Regions from separate parts of the Mus musculus genome. Here all the other regions are linked to region 3. Evidence: chromatin loops called from intact Hi-C (ENCODE). Cell type or tissue: heart. All regions are shown on one strand.

Region 1 (8,000 bases), 140 kb before region 3:
ACCAGTCTCACCCCCAGCTCTGTAGCCGTCTACCTGTTGTGGCCTCTCTTCACTTTCTGCCTTCATTCCCAGGGGACGAACCAGATCCTGGTGGAACATCCTGCTTTCCTCCCACTTGTGGTCCCCCTCGGCCCCTACTTTCCAGCCCATCTCCATTCCTAAGTGTCAGCCCACAATACCTAGAAACAATTTTTCCAGGAATCCCCCAGTGGCCACACCTAGCAGAATCCCAGAAGAAATCCCTACCAGGCAATGCACAGCCACCATAACCCACCCCTAAGAAACAGAGGGGGGAATAGAAACTAACAGCCTCCAAACAAAACCAAGACCAGATATCAGCACCTAGAATTATAATCTTCCCAAACCCAGATGCCTAGACACCAGCAGGCAAGCACAGTCAGTAACAGGCAGGACAATGTGTCTCTGCTAGAGCCCAGCAACCCTCCCACAGCAGACCCTGAGAACTGCAACATAGCTGAAGCACAAGAAAAAAATAAGAACAGCCTTTATGAATACGATAGAGGTCCTTAAAGAGGAAATAATAAAGTCCTTAAAGAAATCTATGACAATACAAATAAACAGTGGAAGGGATTGAATAAAACAGTTCAAGACCTGAAAGTAGAAACAGAATCAATAAAGGAAACCTAACTGAGGGAACTCTGGGCTGGAAAATTTAGGAACTCCATCAGGAACCTCAGAGGAAGCCTTGCCAACAGAAATCAACAGATGGAAGAGAGAGTCTCAGGCACTGAAGATACAATAGAAGAGATAGACACCACAGTCAAAGAAAGGGTTAAACCTAAAAACTCCTGGCACAAAACATACAGGAAATCTGGGACATTATGAAAAGAGCAAATCTAAGAATAATAGGACTAGGAAAAGGCAAGGCAACCTAAATCAAAGGCACAGAAAATGTTTTCAATGAAATCACAGAAGAAAATGTCTCCAGTCTGAAGAAGGACAACTTGCAAGTCAGTTCTTAGTATGTGGCTCCAGGGACGAAACTCAGGTTGGCAGTCTTGGCAGCAGATGCCTTTACCTACTGAGCCATCTGGCTGGCCCAACTCTCTTTGTCTTTAACCTTCCTAAACATTAAAATAATAACTGGCACAAAAAATATAGTCAAAAAGTATTAAGTCATGCCTAGTGGCCCTTGTCTATACCCCAACACTGATGAAGCAGAGGGAGGAGGAGCAGCTCAAGGCTAGCCTAGACAACACATCCCACTCGGGGCCAGCCTAGGCTACACGAGACTCTTTCTCAAAGTAGCAAAAACAACCAAGTGCTGAATGGGTAGAATGGGTGGATTGGCAAATGCTAGATCACAGCACAGGGATTCCTTTAGAGAGAAAGTCTATGGAGCTGGAGATGAAGTTGGTTGGTAGAGCCTGTGACTAATATACACAAAACCCTAAGTTCAAACCCCATACCCAGCATAGAAGGTGTGGAGGGGCAAAGGGAAAAGAGGAGAGGAGAAGGAAAGGGAAGGGGTGGGAGAAAAAGAAGGAAAAAGGAGAGAATTGGAGAGGAAAGATGAAATGTAATGGAAAAGTGTGAAGGGAAAAGGTGTAGTTAGAGCACCGGGCAGCACACAGTGAATTCACAGGCTGTAATTCTAACAGGGCCAAGACAGAGTGCTGCACACAGGAACGGCTTGTGGACATGGGGAAGAGAAAGGGGAGGAGAGTAGAGGAAGGGGAGGGGAGGAGAAGGGAGGGGAAGAGGGGAGGGGAGGAGAGGGAGTGGAGAGGAAAGGGAAGGGAGAGGAGATGTAACTATGGTGGTGTGTGTGTCTGTAATCCCAAGACTCGGAGGGTAAAAGCACAAGAATAAGTTTTGAGACCAGCCTGGTCCACATAGAAAACATTGGGAGAGAAAAAGAAAAAGGAAGGTGGGAGGAAGGTAGGTTGGGCAGGAGATGGGAGAGAGGAGGGAAGGAAGGAAGGAGGGAGGGAAGAGGAAGGCAGGGAGGGATGGAAAGAAGGAAGGAAAGAGAAAAGATAGGAAAACTGCAGTCCAATTTATACTGTTCACATTGGAGTTCTTTAAAACTTGTGTGTGTGTACAAGCATGCATGTGCACATGACATGGTTTGCATACAGACAGAGGATAACCCGTGGAGCCAGTTCCAGGGATCAAACACAGGTTGTTAAGCGCAGTGGCAAGCAGCCCCGCCCACAGTGACATCTGTGTCATCCGCTCATGTTGGTTTTTGAGACAAGGTCTCACTCTATTCCCAGGCTGGCCCTTAACTTGCTACATAGCCTAAGCTGGCCTCAAACTCATGGCAATCCTCCTCTGTCAGCCTCCTGAGTACTGAGATTCCAGGTAGATGCCACCATACATAGCTCGTAGTGGAATTCCTCAGAGATTTCAATCATGATGATATACTGTAAGCCATCACAAATATAACCCATAATTAATCGATAATGGATGTACTACAGAGCTTAAGCCTTTGCTCTTTAATGTTCACAGTCCACAGGGACATACCCCTCATTCTCCATAGGATCCATTTCAGCTTCTTCTTCCTTATTTAATTGTATCAATCATTAGTGTGGTGAAGACATTCAGGTACCACAAACACATGTTAAGGGCCAAGGACAACTTTTATGGGTAGGTTCTCTCTGTTCTCCATGGGGTTTGGGTATCAAACTCAGATTCTCAGGTTTGTGTGTCAAGTGCCTTTAGCCACTGAACTGTCACTCTGGCCCTCTACAGCAGTGTTTAGTGGTGACTGTCACTAACAAATGCTGAGTTTCCAGCAGACTTCCCCTTGGTGTCTTCTTAATTCTAGGGCCACTTTGCTTTCATTTGGGTTCACTGTGTAGCACAAACTGGCTAGCCATTAACTATATAGCTCAGGCTAGCCTCAAATTCCAGACCCTGCCTCAGCTTCCTGAAGATTGGGATTCCATGCCAAGCTATGCGTATTTCACCAGAGTTCTTGAAATCATTACATTCTCTAGAATAATCCAACCCTCGGACATGTCCCCTCTACCATCTCATCTACTAGAGAAGATCCGGCTGCCTGGATGGCTTACCTGCAGGCTCTTATCTGACTAAATGTTCAACAAGAATGACCTCTTGATTTAAGCAGCAAGTAAATGTACTGGTCTCTTTGGACTCCACAATAGCAATTTAGTTCTAATAACCATCACTTAGGGCATGTGCACAAAGCCACGAAACAAGCAGGTGTCCGTCCTGAGCCTGACTTGATCCAGGGCAGGCCAGTCCCCTCCGGCTGCAGGATGGCTTCCTACCTTAAACTGCTTCCCGCAGGTGGAACACAGGAAGTCCTTGCGGTCGGAATGCCGGAGCATGTGCAGTCTCAGCTTGTCGGGGCGACAGAAGGCCTTGTCACACTCTGTACACTGGTAGATCTTTTCAGAGTGGAAACTTCGCACGTGCTTTTTCACCTGGCAGAAAAGACCAGGAGGATGCTCAGGCCAAAAGAAAGGACCAGAGGTGGCTGTGACGCTAGAGGGAGCCCACGCACCACTGAGGACTTTCAGCAGCCTGGCCAGTCATCCAGTCTCAAGGGAAGACTGCCCTGAGTAACACACACTGTCCAGGCCACAAAGAAACAGAAAGGACAGACAGCCCCATAAATCTGAACCTCCCAGGTGACTTAAAGCATAAAAGTAGGAGCACTGGCTTGACCTTTTGTGCCATCTTCTTCCTTTTTAAGGCTAAAGGCAGGATGGCTTTGGATTTAAATGAATCTTGCTAAAAATTACCTATAAGAAAACAAAAGCCATTTGTCCTCATTTTTGTTTCTACACATTGTAGAGGTAACTGCGTCATTAGTAGCTGATGCTTTCATCTCTTCCTATTAAAGCAGGTCTGGGATGTAGCTCAGTGTGACATAACTGCCTGCAGCCATGCACGCTCTGGGTTCACTCTCAGCTCTGGAAGAAAAGGGTTCTGAAGAATGAGAGATAGAAATCAGGTGACACTGGCGACACCACTTCATGAGCACAGCCCTGACTGCCATCCTCCCTGACGAGACAGAATCCCCTGACTTTCAGATAATTTTATAGCTTCACCTTGGATTCAACTCCAGTACTTGGGTGAGGGTGGGGACAGAGAAAGACAGGTTCTGGACTCTCTTAGCTATAAATAATAAATGAAAACGCGCTTTGGGAGAAGCTAAAGCTCAACAGAACAATGTGTGCTTAGCATCCGGGATACTTTGAATCCAACAGCCAGCACTGAAGTGAAAAAGAAAACAGCAAGTCAGCTATGGACAGAAGCTGAGTAGAAAATCCTCCTAGCTAGGCCTTTAAAGCACATGGATTCACTAACACTGGAGTTCCTGTTGCTATTACATTATGCCTTAACAACTTTCCTAACGGTACACAGAAAAACTAACTCTCCAACACTCTTACGGTCAGAGAGCTAAGAGTAAATCCCACCTTCCTTTTGCTTTTGCAAATATATATATATATACATATATATATATATATGTATATATATATATATTTGGATTTATGAGACAGGGTTTCTCTGTATAGTCTTGCTTGTTCTAGAACTGGCTCTGTAGACCAGGGTGGCCTTGAACTTATGGAGATCCACCTGCCTCTGCCTCTCAAGCACGGGGAATAAAGGCATGAGCCACCATACCCTGCAGTTTAAAGACTATTTACATGATATATTGTGATTTAATCATTTACTGAATGAAAATATTATCGGTTAAAATGAGATCAGGGATGCTCCGGGACTTCTCTAGTCCCACTTTGCCCCAATACTACAGGAGAGACAGTCAGTGCTTGCCACAACAACGTATCATAGACCAACTCTGTTTCCTTCCAAATACACAGCCTCACTAAAGCAAGAGAAAGCGGAATGGAAGGGAGATGTTTCCCATTCAGAAATGATGGAAGACGTGTGGCAGACTCTATACTGCTTCATGAGTAGTGGATATTTGGCAAAGATTTTTAAAAAGACTTTTGAAAAATAATAACCAGATGTAGTGCTTCAAGATGAATTTTATATTTCTTTTTAGTGCACGTGTGCAATGGTGCCCATGTAGAGATCAGAGGACAATTGCAGGGGGTAGCTCTCATGTGGGTTCCAGGGACGGAACTCAGATCTTCTGGCTTGGCGGCAAGCCCCTTTACCCACTTGGCTATCTTGCCAGCACAAGATGTGGTGTTTATTACTAGAAATATAACTTAAGACATTTAAGTAACACTGATCTGAACAGCTAAGGAAAATAATACTCTGTACATGAAAAGCAGTTTGAAAACTATTGCAAAGTTATTTAAAAAAAAAAAAAAAAAGGATGAAAAGGCAGGAGCTGGACAGTATGTCTCCGTTTTCCAAAAATTGAAGTTTCTTTTACTAAAAGATGGAAGCAGACAGGAATGTCAGTCACAGACACTCACCTGGATAAAATCTGGGAACCGTTTCTTACAAGTTGGGCAGGTGAAGCAGCCATCATTGACATGAATGGCCACATGATCTTTCAACAAATCAAGGCGGTCAAAGGATTCTGGGCAAAAAATGCAAGAGTAAGTCTTCTGGTCCGAGTGCAGCTTCATGTGGCTCTCCAAGGAGGCGCTGCTGATGAAGCCCTTGTTACAGAGATCACAGGTCAACGGGCAGTTCCCCTCCCGCCCATGGAAGCGCAAGTGTTGGTCCAGTTTGTCCTTTTCCCGGAAGGCCTTCCCACACTGCAGACACTTAAAAGGCCGGAAGGACTTCCGGATAAACAGATGCTGAAGAGCTGCATTCTGAAAGACACAAACAGGGCCGTGTGCTGAGGAGACCCAGAGTGACGCCTGCAGTTCAGAAGCTGAACTCAAGGACACACGGGCAAGTAAGAAGGGCTAAGGCTGACACAGCCCCAAAGTCTGTGGTGAAGAAACGGTTTCAGGGTTTCACTTTATATCCATACGTGCGCACTTCCTCTGGAGAGGGTTTAAGTAAATTTCAAACCATGTTTTCTCTCTCTCGTTCTTTCTTCCTTTCAAGATAGGATCTCACTATATAGATAGCTCTGGCTGTGCTACAACTCACAGAGATGCCCCTGCCTCTGTATCTCAAGTGCTGGGATTAAAGGCATGTGCCACTACACCCTGCTCAAAACTTGTCTTTAATAGAAAAAAAAAAAAAAAGAAATAGAAAAAGAAGGAAAGAAGGAAGGAAGGAAGGAAGGAAGGAAGGAAGGAAAGAAAGAAAGAAAGAAAGAAAGAAAGAAAGAAAGAAAGAAAGAAAGAAAGAAAGAAAGAAAGAAAGAAAGAAAGAAATCAAGCCCAGAGCAGAACAGAAGAGAGCCTGGAGATGAGGAGGAGGGCACTTGGGTAAGTGACACCTGCGTGGGGAGAGAGGAGGGTGGCAGTCAGTCAAAGCCCTCCATCAAAGAATCTGAAACAGATGAAAATGTTTCACAGTAAAGTTAAGAGGAACCAATGGGCAATCAGACCTTCCCGGGAGAGGGAGGGGGGACAAAGAAATAGGTATGGGGTTCCTTTGGACATCAGGCATTAAGTCAGTCATGGATTTTTCAATATGTGTATTACAGATCTCAATTCAAGAAAATGAGCACAATGGGAAATGAAGATTTATGTGAATGTATTTGCTCATGGGGCATGGACGTGAACACATCATAAATGGAAAATATGCACTAAAGATCTTAGAGAATGTGAAGGACTAGTTCCTATGGTAGTTCTAGAAAAAGCTACCCTCACTGCTGCCCTTCTGGTCTAAACAGGTCAATTTTGCTCTTTCCTTTTCAGGACAGATTGCCCTTCTGTGGCCGGTTATCTGCCTCATAAATCTATACAACTCTCTCAGGGAATCCAAGCCGAAGAAGGTAGATGCTCAGTGGAATCTGTCACAGCTGCTGACAAATAACTGGCACGTCACCAAGAGCAAAGCCCCACAAATCTCTTTCACACAGAGAAACCAGAATCAATACTTCGTTGTGCCACAGGAAGACTCATTCCTAAGACCCTCAAGGCACAGAGGCACAGGTCTGCATGGCTTTACGGTGGGGAGCTCTCCAGAATATACCTGGGAATGTGCGCACCTGGACAGCTCTAGGGGAAAGTCACTGAAAGAGCAATAGGGATTGTCATGTATTATCTATGCAATGGAGAAAAGGCAGAGATCAGCTTACTTTCATTTGCTTATCAGAAGCACCTTGAAAAGTAAATTTGTTTGTTTTGGTTTGGTTTTGTTTTTCAAGACAGGGTTTCTCTGTATAGCCCTGGCTGCCCTGGAACTCACTCTGTAGACCAGGCTGGCCTCGAACTCAGAAATCCACCTGCTTCTGCCTCCCAAGAGCTGGGATCAAAGGCATGCGCCACCACGCCCGGCAAAAAGTAAATTTAATAGGAAGTAATTATGGGGAAAAGCGAAATATTTATTTTTGATCTACAGAAATTTCTGAACATGGTCCAATTCACATACCAGGAAACCTTCTCCAACAAGCCTCGGAGAGGTATTTACCGTGCTAGCTAGTCATTTATTTTGAGTGGTAAACAACAATTCCGTTGTCTTCCTAAGCTGACTGAGGCTGCAAGAGGTATGGGAGGGGAGGACCACATATTCTTCCCTTCTGTATCTAGATCCCATAATAAACTACTTAGTCAGGGGAAATCTCACATATTGGCTTGAAAACTAATAAATTGTATTTCAAATAAAACTCTAACATTATTCCTAGGTGCTTTCCGACAGTATCCACAGAGATCCTGCAGAACGGATCTTTTCCAAATCAGCCCCGGCTGCTCTCATTTCCTCGAGCTGCTTGGCGCATTAGCCTGACACACACTTGGCAAGAAGGCTCTTCCTACTTTCCTCTACCTTCAGAGTGTTATGGGAAGATGCCAGAAAAACAGATGCTCCTCTAAGGTTCAGTGAAGATTTGGGATTTAGATCATGTCTGCGTGTAAGAAGCACTTCCTTGATCTAGCCTAGGACAAGTTTCTGCGGACAGACCTGCTGCACAATCGCACAGGGGCCTCCATCTCTCCTGGGTGCTAAATCCACAGCTC
Region 2 (8,000 bases), 61 kb after region 3:
TTACTTTAAACGGATGTGTTGGGACACATTTCTGTGCATTATGAAACCAAAGTCAGTTTAGTCAGAAACACAGTACTGGGATAGCCTGGACCAACCAAAGTCAGTTTAGTCAGAAACACAGTATTGGGATAGCCTGGACCAACCAAAGTCAGTTTAGTCAGAAACACAGTACTGGGATAGCCTGGGCCAAAGCAAGTCCTTAGATGGTTTGGTTCAGTCTTTGTGTTCTGAGAGTCTTGCTCTTAGGACTTTTTAAAACTCTGAGAAGAGCATGAGGTGGGAAGAGCTCAGAATTAGAATTTAGTAGTCTTGATTCTGAGCATCCATGCTAAGTAAGCCAATACCCTTCTACATTCCTCTTTCTTGAATCGTGGGCAGGCAGTGTGGTTTCCTTTGAGACACAAATAACTGGTATCAGGTTATGCTTTTCTTTGAAGTAAATGCTTTAGAACAAAATGCATCGCTTTGGCTCCAGTGTACTGAGTTAGTAAACTAACCAGGCTGCAAGCTCAGCAGCCTCGTGGCTATTATTAATCACTCCTGTTGGACTGGGTTAAGAAAACAAGTCCAGTTGTGAAGTAAAAAACTTCTCTGTGGCTGGGCTTTGTATCATTGCCTGCCTTTGGCATCTCCAGGACAGCAGTGGTGAATGTAAACTTAGGTTGGAATCAACTCACTTGCAGGCAGTTACCTTAGCATGTCAAGTCTCTTTATAAAGGATTCAAATCATAGATACATATAAACTAAATATATTCTTATAATAAGAAACTTGTGATAACCAGGAATCACATGCTTGAAGCTAAAAATAAAAGGGCTTTTTCTTTCTGCATCTGTGCTGAGTCCAGCCATAGTGTGTATTTGGATGCTGTTATCTATGTGCCACACATGAGTGATGTTGGCTCAAGCCATTTCTGACCTTGGAAAAAGGACAGGTGCTGGTCTTGCTCCCTTCACCTTGCTTAAAATTCTTCATGTACATAAACTGCTTTTTTCCTGTCACCTGGGCTTACCTACAATTTGAGATGTAACTCTAGGATCAGGTTTGAGGGATCAGACAGCCAGTGGGAGACATAAAAGGAGATAGATGATTACAAACTTATGTTAACTGCTACAACCTATAAATGTCTCCCTAGAGAACCCGAAGCTTGAAGGGAAAATAGGAAGACTTGAGGGTAGGAGGTGGCAGGGGTTTGAAGCAGAAACAATTTCTTTTGGAGTGAACTGTTATGCTCAAAGCACACATGCATCTATTCAGTAGGCTCTAGGTACCAAAGAATTATGTGGTTGCGTAGCAGGTGCTGTTAGAGTCATAGGCAAGGGCTGGAGCATGCTCTATATTCTGGAACACCCTCAGGCTCAGCTTCTCTGCAAAGCTTACATTCCATTTCTTCAGGTGGGAGACCAGGAAGTACTTTGTCTTCCTTCATTATATGCATCAGTCTTTTGAAAATGCTTGTACCATTCATCCTTGCAAAGCACAGCGCATCCTCAAACATGCCAATGCAGTGACTGTTTCCAGAGTCATGGGGGTCTTTGATAAGAAGCTCTCTGGCCCTCAGGCAGGGATTTGCTGCTTCTGAGAGATTGGCCTGAGGTGGGCTGCCGAGGAACTCAACTGTGAACATTTTCTACACAGGCTCTGGAATGGCAGAACAAGACGGGGGACTGATTGGTGCAGAAGAAAAAGTGATTAACAGCAAGAATAAAATGGATGAAAATATGGTGAGCCGCTTGTCTTTTGCATGTAGCACGCTTCCTTCTGTACACTGGAGCCAAAGGCATGGTAGTACATCCAGGCCAGTGAGTGCCCTTCTTGCACGAGTAGACAGTAAGGGAGCAACCACGCCCACTTATTGCAGATGAGGGAACCCATGAAGCTGATTTTTTTTTTTTCATTAGTATATGGTAGAAAAAACATACCTGTAACGAAAAGTATGTATCAGAGGCTATTTTCATTTCAGGTAAGTAAGTATTTATTAGGTGGAGAATTGAGTAAAATTGAGTTTTCTTACACCTCCTTTTTTTTTCCTGGTGTTTCTCTCCATTTAGATTGTTTAATTACCTTCAGCTGAACTAGATTTTGTTTTTTAGTTGTGTGTGTGTGTGTGTGTGTGTGTGTGTGTGTGTGTGTGGTGTCCCGTGTGTGTGTATGTGTGCGTGCTTGCGTGTGTGTGTGTGTGTGTGTGTGTGTGTGTGTGTGTGTGTGTGTGTGTATAGGTGGTGTCCCGTGTGTGTGTGTGTGTGTGTGCGTGTGTGTGTGTGTGTGTGTAGGTGGTGTCCCGTGTGTGTATGTGTGTGTGTGCGTGTGCGTGTGTGTGTGTAGGTGGTGTCCCATGCGTGCTGTGGTACGCAGACACATCAGAGGACGAGGAGCTCTTCTTTCTTTCCATGTAGACCCCAAGGATCAGACTGAGACTGTCAGGTTTGCTGGCGGGCACTTTGACCTGCTGAGTGCTTGCCGGGCGCGAGTTTATGTTTAAATGTTTGTTAGTTGTCTGTCCTGAGCTTTGTCACCACCACAGTTCCTTCAAGGAAAGTTCAGGTAAAGAGCCTCACAGGACTGGAGGGGCCTCCATACAGCACGTCTTCCCTACACTTACCCCTCCTTTTGGAGGTTTGCTGAGTGGATCTGGATGAGTGTGATGGAAGAAAACCGCTTCCCAACACCCCATAGCATTGTAAAGGAGTGACATTTATGTTCATTTCCCTCCAACTCACTGAGTAAATGCTGCTGTTTGTGACTTTCAGGTCATTGACGAGACTCTGGATGTTAAGGAAATGATTTTCAATGCTGAGAGAGTTGGAGGCCTTGAGGAAGAGCCGGTATGTATTTACTCCAGAATGGAAGGGCTGTCTTCATGTCTTTTTCTTTTCAGTCATCTTAGTTCAAGTGGAAATGAAAGCTCTGTGATATTTTCAGTTACTAAGGGGCTCTTGTCCTGGTTTCCCATATTTCTGAGTAAGAATGCAAAAAATGAAAATGTCCATGTAGATTAGAAAAAGTGGGCAACTTCCCTGATATGGTGACAGAGCAGGATCTTTGTGTTGTCCTGAGTTTTTGAAACCACCTGAGAGGCCCATGGTCCTCTCTCGGTGTCCAGGGAGTCACCGGACTTTGTTTCCTGTGTGCTTTGTTGTTTTAGGAATCGGTGGGACCTTTAAGGGAGGATTTCAGTTTGAGCAGCAATGCCCTTATTGGCTTGCTGGTTATCGCAGTGGCCATTGCTACGGTCATCGTTATCAGCCTGGTGATGCTGAGGAAGAGGCAGTACGGCACCATCAGCCACGGGATTGTGGAGGTAAGGACTGGACTGCCTTCTCCCTTTGATCCAAGCTGATGAGGGCTTGCTCTGCACTGTCAACCGGGGGTGAGTGGTTAGGTCTGGAACTGTATGTAATTCAAAGATCTGGATTAAGTGCTGGGCATGTTGCTGCTGTCCTTGGTATTAATCATTGGATTATTAGGACACATTTTGAAGATGAGCCATTGCTGAGGTTATGTTGCTCTTGTTTCAAGAGACTATCACCCACTTTCAGAGAGCCACTTGTCACTGTGGTTTGCAAAAAACCGGTCCTTTAAAAGTTCAGCAAAGGGCTGGAGAGATGGCTCAGTGGTTAAGAGCACTGACTGCTCTTCCAGAGGTCCTGAGTTCAATTCCCAGCAACCACATAGTGGCTCACAAACATCTGTAATAGGATACAATGCCCTCTTCTGTTATGTCTGAAGATAGCTACAGTGTACTCACTTATGTAAAAAAAAAATAGATCTTAAAAATAACAAAAAAATAAAGTTCAGTAAATGTGTCAGTCAGTCACAGTGTGCTTCAGTTTCACAGCAACTTGAAAAAGGGAACAGTACTGCCACCTTGTGGTAAAAAAAAAAATGACAGAAACAGGAATCCCAAGGACCCAACTGAAATTGTCAAGTTTGTTGACAGTGTATTTGTCTCAATGGGACCAAGCTTTCAGAGAGAAGCTTTGCCTCTCTGACCGCCTCCCTCCCTTCCTATGTCCTTGACACCAGCTCCTGTTTGATCTGTCCAGATAAAAAGCATGCTGGGCTGCTTTGAGTCCACGGGATTGGACAGGGAATAGCCTGATGTCCTGATGCTCAGCAGGCCTCTTCAGTATCCCACAGTGACCTGCGGTCTTTGTTCCTACAGGTTGACCCAATGCTCACCCCAGAAGAGCGTCACCTGAACAAGATGCAGAACCATGGTTATGAAAACCCAACCTACAAATACCTGGAGCAGATGCAGATTTAAGGACAGCGTGTGTGACACCCTGGCTGAGGCTGCTGCAGGTGGGCTGGAAGAGGCTCAGCGTTTGTGCTTGACTGCTGACCACCAGTGGTGCCAGAAGGCCTCATCCTACATCCTGCTCTCCTGGATTGTTAAGACTATAAAGTACTACTGTAGGATTGCAATTTCCATTCTTTTAAATGGGTTAAAAAGATGTTAATATAACAATATATGATATATAAACCTTAAGTGAAATGAAAGAAAAAGATCTATTGCAGATATCTGATGGATGTAGTTTTCTTTTTTTAAATTAGAAATGCCACTTCTATTGTATTGTCTCACACATGCTCTATATAAATGGGAAATGTTGATTTTTTTGATGATAGACTATATACACAGGCTGTTCCCGTTATGTAAGTCAGTTCTTCAGGCTCATTTGCTGTGCTGGTTTTACTATTATTTGTTTTCAATGTATAAAGGCAGTATTTCCCTTTTCAGGTTGCTGAGAAATGTAAGAGGAGCTGAAGTACATTGTATGCAGTTACTGACTGCTTTAGGCATAGTCTCCGCAGAAGCCTCGTGTGTCCAGTGCTGGGTGTTTGGGTGCTTCTGTACCAGCCGTCCCCAAGCAGGGCTAAGGCACCTTGAACTAGCCAGATGCAAACATAGATTCACTGTGCTTTCCTTTCAAATCCAGTTCTTCCACAGCAACTAGCCCATAGTCAGTCTGTGTTCTTCCACAGTTGTTTACGGTAGCCTTTTCCTATCCACTTCCCTTACCAAGTGTATCCAAGCGTGCACCCACCTCCTCATTGGATGGCTCCCTCCATGCACTGACCCTCTGCCTGCCTTTGTACCTCACTCACCTCCACCGCTCTCCAGCCCCTCTGATGGCCACTCAGAGAATACCATAATAAACATGGCTGAGGACCCAGGAGAGTTCACGGGAGGCTTCATCATATGAAAGGACAATGTTCTGGGTTGTGCATGAAATTGGATCTGTAGACACTGTGGAAACGTTTGAAAGTGTTTGTTTCCTTCATATGAACCTGTAAAATGCTGTGTAGCTGGAGTTCACGCTCACAGCCTTTAGCGCTTTGTTGCTTGTTTTGTTTTAATCTGAAGGTTCTGGTAACCTGTTTTTGTTTGTTTGTTTATTTGTTTTGGTTTGGTTTTTGTACTTTTCTGTGACTCACCTGCCCTTCCTTCCCCCCTTGGCCCTAGCCGTGCCTCGTCCCACTATGCACAGATTGAAACTTCACCTACAAACCTGTTAGTGTGATCTGTGGAGAATGTACAGAACTTAACTACATCAATAAACACTTTAACGTCCCCTGAGCACCTTGTGTTCCTGACCATGGCTTCGATCTATGCTGATGGAGCGTTCTAGGCCTGCTTTTGGGGATGAAGGGTGTCTATCTTCCTTCAGTGAAGAGTTACTAGCCTGTATTACAGTGGCCATAGTAAGTTGAATCAAGAGCTCCGTTTTCATTCCAAAAAGAAGGAGAAAGTGACTGGCTTGCTGGCTGTTGTGGGATAATCTCAGCACTGTGGGGGAGGGGTTGCTCACACGGAGGACTGATGAGGTGACGGCCACTATTGAGCGGGTAGCAAGACCCTATTTTACGCGCAAAGAAAGATGAAGGAAAGCCTGCCTGTGGCATTTTGCAAAATTTAAGTCAAGACTTCTTCCCACTGTTAAGAATAATGTCAATAGAGCTTATGGCTGAATTTTCAGGAAGCTGTCCATAGCCGCTGCGGCGTCTGAGCTTAAGTGACTTGCCACTAGAAGTCCCTGTGCTCAGCGACTTGGGCTTTTAGCTGCTTCCAGGGCTTTGGGCCTGAGCACTGTTATCACTCAGTCTTAAATACTATGCTACAAGAGTTGATACATGTTATGAAACATGCAGTTACTGGGGTCATACCGTATGAGTTTCTAAGCCAGTAAGCATAGGGTGGGGACATGCTGCCAGCAGTCTGATTCTCTGTTAACATTCAACACTGCCCAGCTGCTTCTATGATGTCCCCTCAGGTTACTGCCCAAGAGAGTCACAAAGAGAGAGAGACCTTTATATTTGAAGTGGCTTTAAAGAGGTACCACTGGACCCTCTATTGCGGCCTGGGAAATGACTTTGCCATTCATTATCTAATTCAAAATACAGCTTTGTTTATTTGTCTATTGTCTGTTCACGGATTCTCAAGTATTGTGTGGCTTGGCTATCTTTGCAAGCCAACCCCAGTCCAAGTCTATCCAACTGGTCAGCTCTCAGAACTTGTCACCAGCACTCTGTTGACAGTGGTGTTCTGGGTGTTGAGAGCTTGTGAGAGGACCGTGCATGACCCACAGTGGATTAGCTACAGTAGAGGTTGGGTCAGAACACAAGAATTCCTGCAGCCAGGCCTGTGTGTGTCTCTCCCTGTACGGGTTTGCTTTGCACTCAGCAAGGCGTTGACTCATTTAATTGACTTCGCCTTAAACTGTAGAGGTAGTTGTGTTTATGGTAGCCATATAGTGATTACATTTTGTAAGGAAACACCCACAGAAATGTAAAGCGGGAACTGCCCTTTGACCTCACCCAAGCAGGACGGCTCCCTCATGGGCACAGAAAGAAACTTACTCATCTCCTGGTTTCTGCTTGGATGACTAAGCTGTGACCTCTGGGGAATGTGGCCCTGCCCACCTTGCAGTAAACCTCAGGTGCTGGCTGCTATTGAGAGTGAAGGGCCTATCTGCCTGTTCGCTCTCAGTTGCAAATCCGAGCCCAGTGGCTGAGATCTGTGCCTGACCCAGCTATGTAGATGACCTGCTGTGGTTTCCGTTGCTTTGACAATCGATACTCTTATTTTTGAAGACATGGGTTAGAGTGCAGTAAGTCTCTGAGATTCCAGAGGATCCAGGGGGCATATCCATAGAAACATACTGTCAGATTCTTAGGAGAGGACAAGGACAAGGGCAGAGCAAAATGAAGTAAAGGGGCATCTTGATTGTAGCTGAAACATGACCCCCGCATCACCTGCACCACCTCATGACACAGCCGGAGTCTGGTTCTGACAAAAAGGAATATTTCCCTTTATTTATAAAATGAAGAGGCCGATGTCTCTTGCCACTTTGCCTATGAAATAGGCATGTCTTTCTGTCCTTTGTGGTCTTGGTCACAGACGTCATTAGTCAGTTCTTCTGTCGAGCAGCCCAGAGATTAGGCGTAAATTACATTTCCCCAAAATCTTTGAAATAGATTAGAGAGGACTTGGGAAGTCTCTAGATTTCTGGCCAAGAATATCCAGATCTGGGTAACAATTTGAAAGTCAAATATTGGGTGACAGCGGTGCACTCCTACAGGAGTGCCAGTCCTGGGGAGGCTGGGGCACGACAACTACTGAAGGCCAGCCTGGTTTTTATAGTTCAGAACCAACTTGGACTACGTAGGAGACCCTGTATCAGGATGTGTGTGTATTTGTGTGTATGTTTATGGATGTGGATGGATGGGTGTGTGCACATACACATGGAAACTCGTAATTGATGTTAAATGTCTTCCTCAGTTTTTTCTCCACCTTAAAAACAATTTGTGTGTGTGTGTGTATGCTGTATTTGTATATGTCTGCAGAGGACATCAGACACCCAGGGGCTGGAGTTACAGAGTTTGTGTGCTGTCCATCATTCAGTTAGGAACTGAATCCCAATCTCTTGGAAGCAAGTACTCTAAATAACTGCTCCAGCCCAGTCCACTTAGTCCCTCACTAAACCTGGCTCCCCCCTTT
Region 3 (8,000 bases):
ATTTCATGTGCCTTCTCTTTCATAATTTCTGGCTGAGATCCTCAACATGTGTGTGACTAACTTTTAACTTTCTCCTTCACATTCTCATCTTGAGAAACTTCAGTTTTCCTCTTATGCTGGTTATGGCTTTCCGTCAGGACAATACTAATGTGTTCCTAACTTATGTTTGATAATTTAATGTTCAACCTAGACAGCTATTAAAAAAAAACCCAGCAAATATAAGTTTCCAATTTAAAAAAAAAATTTTTTTGAGGTTCATAGCAAGGGGCCTGCAAAATGTCAGCGTTTGGGAAGCAGCAGAAGAGTCACAAGTCTGAGACTAGCCTGGACTGCTAGGGTAGTTACACATCCATTCAACAATGTTGGAAGAGTGCCTTGAATGGAACCCAGGGCTTCCTCCCCGCTAAGCACAGGCTGTAACACTGAGCTATGCCTCTGGCCTAGCACATAGTCTTGGAACACTGGTTAGTAACAATCCCTCTTCTAGACTGTAGAGATGGCCCCCTTCAGAGGCTTGTGGTACCAACAAATGGTTATATTCTGTCTACAACTAGTATAGCAGGGGTGTGTATCAGCTCTCTGTGTGGACACGAAGGGGTTCTAAATTCAGCAAGGAAAAAGACAATTACCAAATTACCCTAAAGGAAACAATACACCAACCACATCTTAAATACCAAGGCAGCCAAACATAATCAGGAAGAAGGCAGTGTCTAGAAAGAAGCAAGTGTGTGAAGGCCACCAGCAGTGGCCAAGGAGTATAACCCATTCCCAGCCAATCCCCTTCCTCCAATGGTTCCACGAGCTGTTAACCAGGACTATTCCATCAGAAGCATCCACAAGCATGACGTGTGCTGACACAAGGGCATGTAACAAATATCAGAAAGTTCATTTTATCTAACTGTAAAGTGCTAAAGTCACTGTCATTCTTATCTTTTTGGGGTTAGCTGCTCTATAACAAAAATATGGTGAGAATATAGCTAAATCTTATTTGAAGAAGCAGTCTGTCTATGCTGCTGAAGTTGCCCTTCAATTCCAGAGTCAAAGGGTGCCTGCCTTACCTTTCTGCAAACACAAATCGATGGCTCCTCCATGCTCAAGTTATAGTTGATAAATTTAATAGGTTTGATAATTTAATAGATTTAATATTCAACCTAGAAAGCTAAAAATTAGCAAATATAAGTTTCCAATTAAAAAAATATTTTTTTTTGAGGTTTGTAGCCAGGAGCCTATAAAATCTCAGCATTTAGGAAGCAGAGCAGGAGAATAACAAGTCTGAGACCAGCCTGGACTGCATAGAAGCAAAACAATAATGGATCTGGGTCTTGTTGTTGCTGGGATATTCCCATCTACCATACTCAAGAATTGAGAAACCACTACACTACCTTGAAGCACTCTTTCTTCTTATTTTTTTAACCACCCTCTTTATAATTCTTAAATTTTTTCCATTGAAGCACTCTTTCTTCTTCTTCTTTTAACCGCCCTCTTTATAATTCTTAAAATTTTTTCCAGTCTTACATTTATCAACAAACAAAAATAAAATTCATGAGCCAAAAAAGCCATCAAAAAACAAAACAAACAAACAAACAAACAAACAAAAAACCAAACCAAACCAAACCAAAACCAAAAAACCAAAAACCAAATAAACTAAAAACAGGGAAAAGCATGTGAAAAGAAATATGGATTCTGGCATTAGCAGCTGAACAGAGAAGGTGATCTTTGTTTAAATTCTTAGTGGATGATAAAGTGTAGCAACTGAACATGTACAAATTATTTAAAACCTGGAATCACTGACCAGAAATTTTACACAGTTGGATCATGGGAAGAGGATTAAGAATGAACCTACAGGGGCTGGAGAGGTGGCTCAGCGGGTAAGAGCACTGACTGTTCTTCCAAAGGTCATGAGTTCAAATCCCAGCAACCACGTGGTGGCTCACAACCATCTGTAATAAGATCTGATGCCCTTTTCTGGTGTGTCTGAAGACAGCTACAGTGTACTTAGATACAATGATAAATAAATCTTAAAAATATATATATATAAAAAAAGAACCTTTAATCCCAGCACTTGGGAGGCAGAGGCAGGCAGATCTCTGAGTTCGAGGCCAGCCTGGTCTACTCGAAACCCCCCCCCCCCAAAAAAAAAGGGGTGGGGTGGGGTGGGGAATGTACTGAAGATAAAGTGTGCTCAAAAGATACAGTGTGCCTAGGATGCTGGAAGACCTCTGTTCAGTTCCCAGACTTAAATAAAATAAAACAAAATAAAATACTAGTAATTAGACTTTCCTAGGAAGCTTCATAAATATATGTATATTAGAGAATCGGAATTTCTGGAGTTGTGGTCCTTTGTAATAAAATTCATAGTTGACTCTGAAACGCATCTTCAATTGGGAGCAGCAGTCATAGTCTGCATCTCACATATGTATAGGGTATACACAGAGGATCGAAGACTCCTGCACAAGTTAGAAATACAACCATGAACTCTGGGCCTTTTAAAACAAAGAAATGCATATGCCTTAAATGTATGTGGAAGACAAAGTCTGAGTCTTATGAAAATAGAACAAAATGATTATCTTAGAACCTTTTACTTTTGTGCACAAAGATAATAAAGGATTCTTAGACCTAGACCACATTTGGGATGAAAATTTACTGTCTGAGAGCTGCAAGAGTAGACACACTCCAACAGCATCATGTAATAAAGATAGAGTAGCATTTTAGAGTCCAGAACATGGTCGATGTGTCAATCACCTCTCATGAATACTCTTCAATGTCTGAAAATGCAAACAAACTTTTTCCAGTTCCAACTTGCTTTAGGCTGAAATTCCCTTACGTCATTTCCTAAATTCGTTTCCCCCCTCCCACATATTAGATGCTTTTACTATTTCTTCACAAGGGCAGGGAGACAGAGAAGAGAGGGGAAGATCCAGAAAGGGAGGGCAAAATCTTAATTTCCCTTATCTTTTCTAAGGGCCACTAATCCTGTCCTGAAATGCCCCCCATCCATGACCTCAACTAAATCCAGTTACCTTTCAAAGGCCCCACTGACAAGTGCCACATTTGTTCAATGTATAAATGAGAGTGAAGGTAAATTCAGTACTAAACTCATGCTAATTCTAGGGCCTCTGGATTGAGTACTAACATTTATCGAATGAGGTCCCCATTTGGAGACTCACTGGGCGTAATTCATGTCTTGTCAGTGATGTGAGAGACATAGAGACCTAGCCATGGGAAAGTGCCACGGTATGATACAGCCCTCTCAGCATTCTGAGGTGGGTGAAATGACATCTGTGTAAGGTGTTTCCTGTAGGTGGAATGGAGGATTGTGGGAATGGAGCAGGAGCAGGAAGGGCTGTGCAATGGAAAGGTGTCTGGCATCCATTGAGAATGAGGCAGAGCCAGTTTGACCACAGCGGGACTGCTTACGTTGGCGTGCAGTTGCAGAATGCATCTGTAAAATACAGGGTCCTTACTGTCCCACTCTGCCCACTATAGACACTGTCTCTCCCTCTCCACTAAGATGCTTCCTGCGGAGAGGAACTTGGTTCTTGATATGGTTGAAGCTAAAGAAATGAGTCCAGGTCTCTGCAGAGGGTGGTACATAAATCACCCGCTACGGAAAGGAAACAAAGCCAGCAGAGCCCTCGTGATGGAGAGGACAAGGTGCCAGTTGTGAACTGGGGCAGCAGGCCGCTTTCCCAGGAACCAAGATGCTGGGGAGCATGAAAAAAGAGAGAAAGCGTGTCTTTTGCTTTAGAGATCTTAAACTGAAGAAAAATGATGCCAGAATCCTGTCCTGAAACACATGAGAAGGGGGGTGGGGGGGTGGGAGCTTGTGTTTCAGTGGCCTGGCGCCACTGGCCTCGGCGGGGAAGGCCTCTCTGTGCCGCAGGGGCTGTGACGACGAGGAGGGGCAGGGAAAGGACCTAAGGAGCAGAGGTCAGCGGTGTGCAGACACTGCGGGTTCAGGGGCGAAACAAGGGCGCAGAGGTCTGGGGGGGAAGAGCGCGCCCCGTGCAGCGCTGGGGAGAGCAGAATGTCGGCGTTCATCCTCCAGGGCGACAGGGTCGGTCCTCTGCAAACCGTCCGGAACTCCCAACAATTCATCCTGTTTTTAATTAAAACATTTTCCAGAAGCCCCAAAGAGGGCGGTACCCAAAGGAATATGGAAAATATCCTGCAGGGTTAGGGGAGTGGGGCGTGCCCAAATCCCGATGCTGAAGGTGGATGATGTAGAGCCACCCCAGGAGACAACCAAACAGGAGCCTCCCGCCCTGGGAACAGCGGCCCACGGTCTACCCGCGAAGACTCCTGCGCCCCCAGCCTCGGGTCCAGAGCGGGGGCGGGGCTGGCCGTGGCTTGGGGCGGGGCCACGAGGGGGCACGCGCTGGGCGGGGAGGGGAGTCGGTGTATCCGTGCTCTGATTGGACCTGGGCTAAACAAGGGGAGGTATCTTAGGCCAGTTATGCCGGCTCGTATTGGGTCCTGTCGAAGAGGGGCGTGGTTTTGTGAAGTCAGTTCCGGTCGATGTAAAACCCCCGGGGCGGCGGCGAACGGGCTTCAGACGCTTCTGGGTCGCGGTAGGGAAGCGCTGTAGCCTGGCTGTGCGAGAGACGGGGAGAGCCCAGCGCCACAGCGACCTGGAGAAGGATGGCGGCCACCGGGACCGCGGCCGCTGCGGCCACCGGCAAGCTTCTTGTCCTGCTGCTGCTCGGGCTCACGGCGCCCGCTGCGGCTCTGGCTGGCTACATAGAGGTGAGGACCAGGCGAGCTCCCGATCTGCGTCTCCTCCGGTCGCCCGGGAGCACGGCCTGTGGGCGGGCGTGGGACCGGGGGCGCGGCGCGAGGCTCGGCGCAGCGGCGGGTTGCCTTCCCCCCACCCCGCCCGCGCGCCTCAGCTTTGCGCAGAGCTTAGCGCCGAGGTCGGGCTGCCTCTGTCGCCGCAGAGGCCAAATGAAAGGCGTCGGGGCTGCGGGGCCGCCCCAGCCCCCTACCCGCTGGCGGCGCCGCCGCATCCTCGGGGACACCGCACCGCGCGCTCTCCCTCCCCCGGGGCCGTGCGCGCCTCAGCCGTGCGCCCTGCGGCCCCGCGGCGCTCTAAATGGGGCGGCCTGCACCGGGTCCCCGGTGCCCGCAGCGGTCGGGGGCCTGGGCTTCGGGCTCGCACCTTGACGGTCGGCGCGCAGCAGTCGTTGACCAGGTGGACTTGGCAGCGGGGATGCGGCTCCAGCCCTGGCGAGTGGCCGAGATGCCGAGGGAGCGGGGAGAGGAGGCGCCGCCAGGGCAGCGGGGCGCTCTGCGCCCTCCCTTGCCTCCCAGTCGTTTGCACAAGTCTGGCAAACTAGGGAGCCCGGCTTTCCTCCTCCCAGGGGACGTTGAAGCTATCCACCAGTACATTTGGAAAGCTTCAGGGGGTACTTTACGTGGGTCAGGGTCACAGTGATTGTTCTGCACCAGAGGTCACCCCCGTTAACCTGGTGAAGTCGTCTAGGGTCCCAGGTGGTTGGCGGGAGTTCAGGCCGCTGGAAGAGCCAGGATGTCGGATGTGGAACCCGTACTGCAGCTTGCTCTGCACCTAGCCTCCCCGCAAGAACCCTCTGTCGCCTAGGGAGACATGGGACTTTATTTTTACTTACTTTCTCGAAATAATGCTTGAACTGTAGGACTGGACTGTGTGTTTCTGGTGTTGTTTATTTCTTCTTGCGCCTGCTTGTATTAAAAAAAAAAAAAAAACCCACCGTGGCTTTCTGTACGTTGAGCCAGTGTCAGAGATTGCGTTTGATAAAATAGGCATGACCTGAGAATGTTCTAATTAAAAACCCGGCTCAGAGTGAATTCATTTCTACAGAATGTGTAAATATTTCTATTGGTAAAAAGATCTAATGAGGAAAAAAATCTTCCGGATGGCACATCTTAAAACAATCTTTGTATTCATCTTGCTTGAAACTTTTTGACTGAGGTGGGAAAAAAAGATAAGTCTTAAGTAGAAACAGTTAATGTTTATACACACGAACTTTTCGATTCTTTCAGCTTCCACACAGTTGGTAGGGCTGTATCTGTGATCCCTGATAAGATGTCACTGGGAAACAGCTACATTGAGCGGGGATAAGAAGAGAAGGGTGGGGAGACCGAGTTTTATATATTGGGTGGGACTTAATGGGTCAGTGTCAAAAACCATTGTTCACACTCCACCTCACTTTCCAGCGGTGTGAGAAACTTTAGGTACTAGTGAATTCACAATAAAGAATTCATCAGTTTTAAAGAATCCATTTAATATTTAATGTCTCCAGGGGAAAAATACCAATATCAGAATTAGTTGTTATGGATTAATTTTGACAGATCGCCACGCTGTTCAATTGAAAAGTTTGTCTAAACAAAGTAAAAAACATTTTTGCAGAATGCTTTTAAAATGGAGTTTTGTAGACTTTTCACTTCCTTGGAACAATATTTTTATTCACACTGTCATTGTCTCAAGTGGTCTTTCCTTTGGCTGCCTGGCAGAGTTTTATTCACATGTGTACATTCTCTTTGCTTATTTGCTGTCAAGCAGAGGATTGCTAAAGCCATAATTCAGATGAGAATGGTTTAAATCATGATGTCTTTGAGAAGGCCCTTATTGAGATTAGCCAAGGGGATTCTGGCCAAATCCCTGATCAAGTTGCTTGGCACAGAATTATTGATTGGCGGATCTTTAGTGTTGCTTGGTGTTGACTAAATTAATCTTTTGCACCTGTTTTTTTTTTTTTTTTTTTTTTTTTTTTTTTAATAACACCTCTCTGCTCTGGGCACTTCCTTTCATAATTCCCAGGGCACATTTTCTTGTGTGCAAGACCCAAGTGTGTGCCCAAACTGCTCCCTTTACTATGGATGTTTGAGCTTCTGAAAGCCAGAACTTGAATTTACTCTGCTACATCTGAAAGTGATCCTTTGGTGGGCAGTGTCCAGGAAACTCAAGAATGACAACCGAAGTGGAACCTGCTTTCTGAGATACTTGTGAAAGGTGGCGTTGTATCAGGGTAATGCTTCTATTGCAAGTGCATTTTAAAGACACTGCTGGCAACAGGAACTAAACTAGGTTCATCAGTGTGCTCTTCTGTAGAAGAATTCATGTCATTCCCATCTTAACGAAGCAGTCAACATAATGGGACTTACAGGGTTGAGGAAGGAATTCTTCAATGCCATTTATGTTTGAAAGTTAGGGGAAAAGACTTTAAAATATTTTAAAAGATGTATTTTATTATTTATGCATGTGTGTCTGTGTTAAGAGTATGGTACATGTGTGCCCTTTGGAGGCCAAGAGGTTTTGGATTCTCAGGAGCTGCAAGGAATTGTGAGCCACTTGATAAAGGTTATGGGCTCCAGGCTCAGGTCCCACTTTGGAAGAGTGAGAAGTACTTTTCAATACTGTGTCTCTCCCGCTCTCACTCTAAAATATTTTAAAGATGCATTCATTTGTTTATTTTGTGTATTGAGGTCACTGTGGTGGTCATAGGACAACGTATAAAGTATGGGAGTCACTTCTCTCCTGCAGGCCCTGTCAGGCAAACTCAGTTGGTCAGACATGGCAACAGTGCCTTTGTCCACTGAGGTATCACACTGCTGGGGAAACAAGCTCTGAAGTAACTGAATTTGCTGAATCTGTTTTGTTTTTTCCAGACAGGGTTTCTCTATGTAGCCTTGGCTGTCTCTGTAGACCAGGCTGGCCTGGAACTCAGAGATCCACCTGCCTCTGCTTCCTTAGTGCAGGGATTAAAGGCGTGTGCTGCCACCAACCAGCCCAGAGTCTGCTTTTAAAAGCCTTTTTTTTTTTTTTTTTAGATAAAATGCCAAATGCCAATCAGGTATTTTTCTATGAAAGTGTAGCTTCTGAATTGAGATGTGCTATAAAGTGTAACACACACCAGGATGTGAGGATTTAGTATGAAGATATTAAAGTATCTCAATTTTTGTATTGGTGCATTGGCTAACGTGCCTTTGCATTACTTTTCAGTTTCTTTGCGCTCTGATGT

Evidence for each region. Peaks named below come from ENCODE experiments on the same cell type or tissue, not always from the same donor. Only the 100,000 strongest peaks of a DNase experiment are listed, where the experiment ranks them.
Region 1: it touches region 3 in a loop (4-fold over the local background); 5 of 42 quality-filtered maps call a loop at or near these places.
Region 2: a loop joins it to region 3, with 2.4 times the contacts of the local background. A loop is called at or near these places in 9 of 42 quality-filtered maps.

The regions. Positions count from the first base shown.
Region 1 is chr9:31,344,528-31,352,527 of GRCm38, reverse strand. It overlaps Prdm10 (PR domain containing 10), which reads right to left. Exons shown (of 21, transcript NM_001368846.1): 11 at 5,388-5,735; 12 at 3,261-3,416. Among named protein-coding and RNA genes, the nearest start is that of Prdm10, 35 kb to the right of the region's middle. In heart, CTCF peaks have their summits at 3,480 and 5,787; a DNase peak (open chromatin) is centred at 3,487.
Region 2 is chr9:31,147,136-31,155,135 of GRCm38, reverse strand. It overlaps Aplp2 (amyloid beta (A4) precursor-like protein 2), which reads left to right. Exons shown (of 18, transcript NM_001357698.1): 15 at 1,637-1,722; 16 at 2,749-2,823; 17 at 3,144-3,299; 18 at 4,164-5,579. The coding sequence ends at 4,265. Among named protein-coding and RNA genes, the nearest start is that of St14, 19 kb to the right of the region's middle. In heart, a CTCF peak has its summit at 3,868 (motif pointing left); no DNase peak of the experiment used is centred here.
Region 3 is chr9:31,208,369-31,216,368 of GRCm38, reverse strand. It overlaps Aplp2 (amyloid beta (A4) precursor-like protein 2), which reads left to right and starts at 4,521. Exons shown (of 18, transcript NM_001357698.1): 1 at 4,521-4,746. The coding sequence starts at 4,642. In heart, a CTCF peak has its summit at 4,362 (motif pointing right); DNase peaks (open chromatin) are centred at 3,528, 4,488 and 5,278; H3K4me3 peaks cover 3,234 bases; H3K27ac peaks cover 2,489 bases.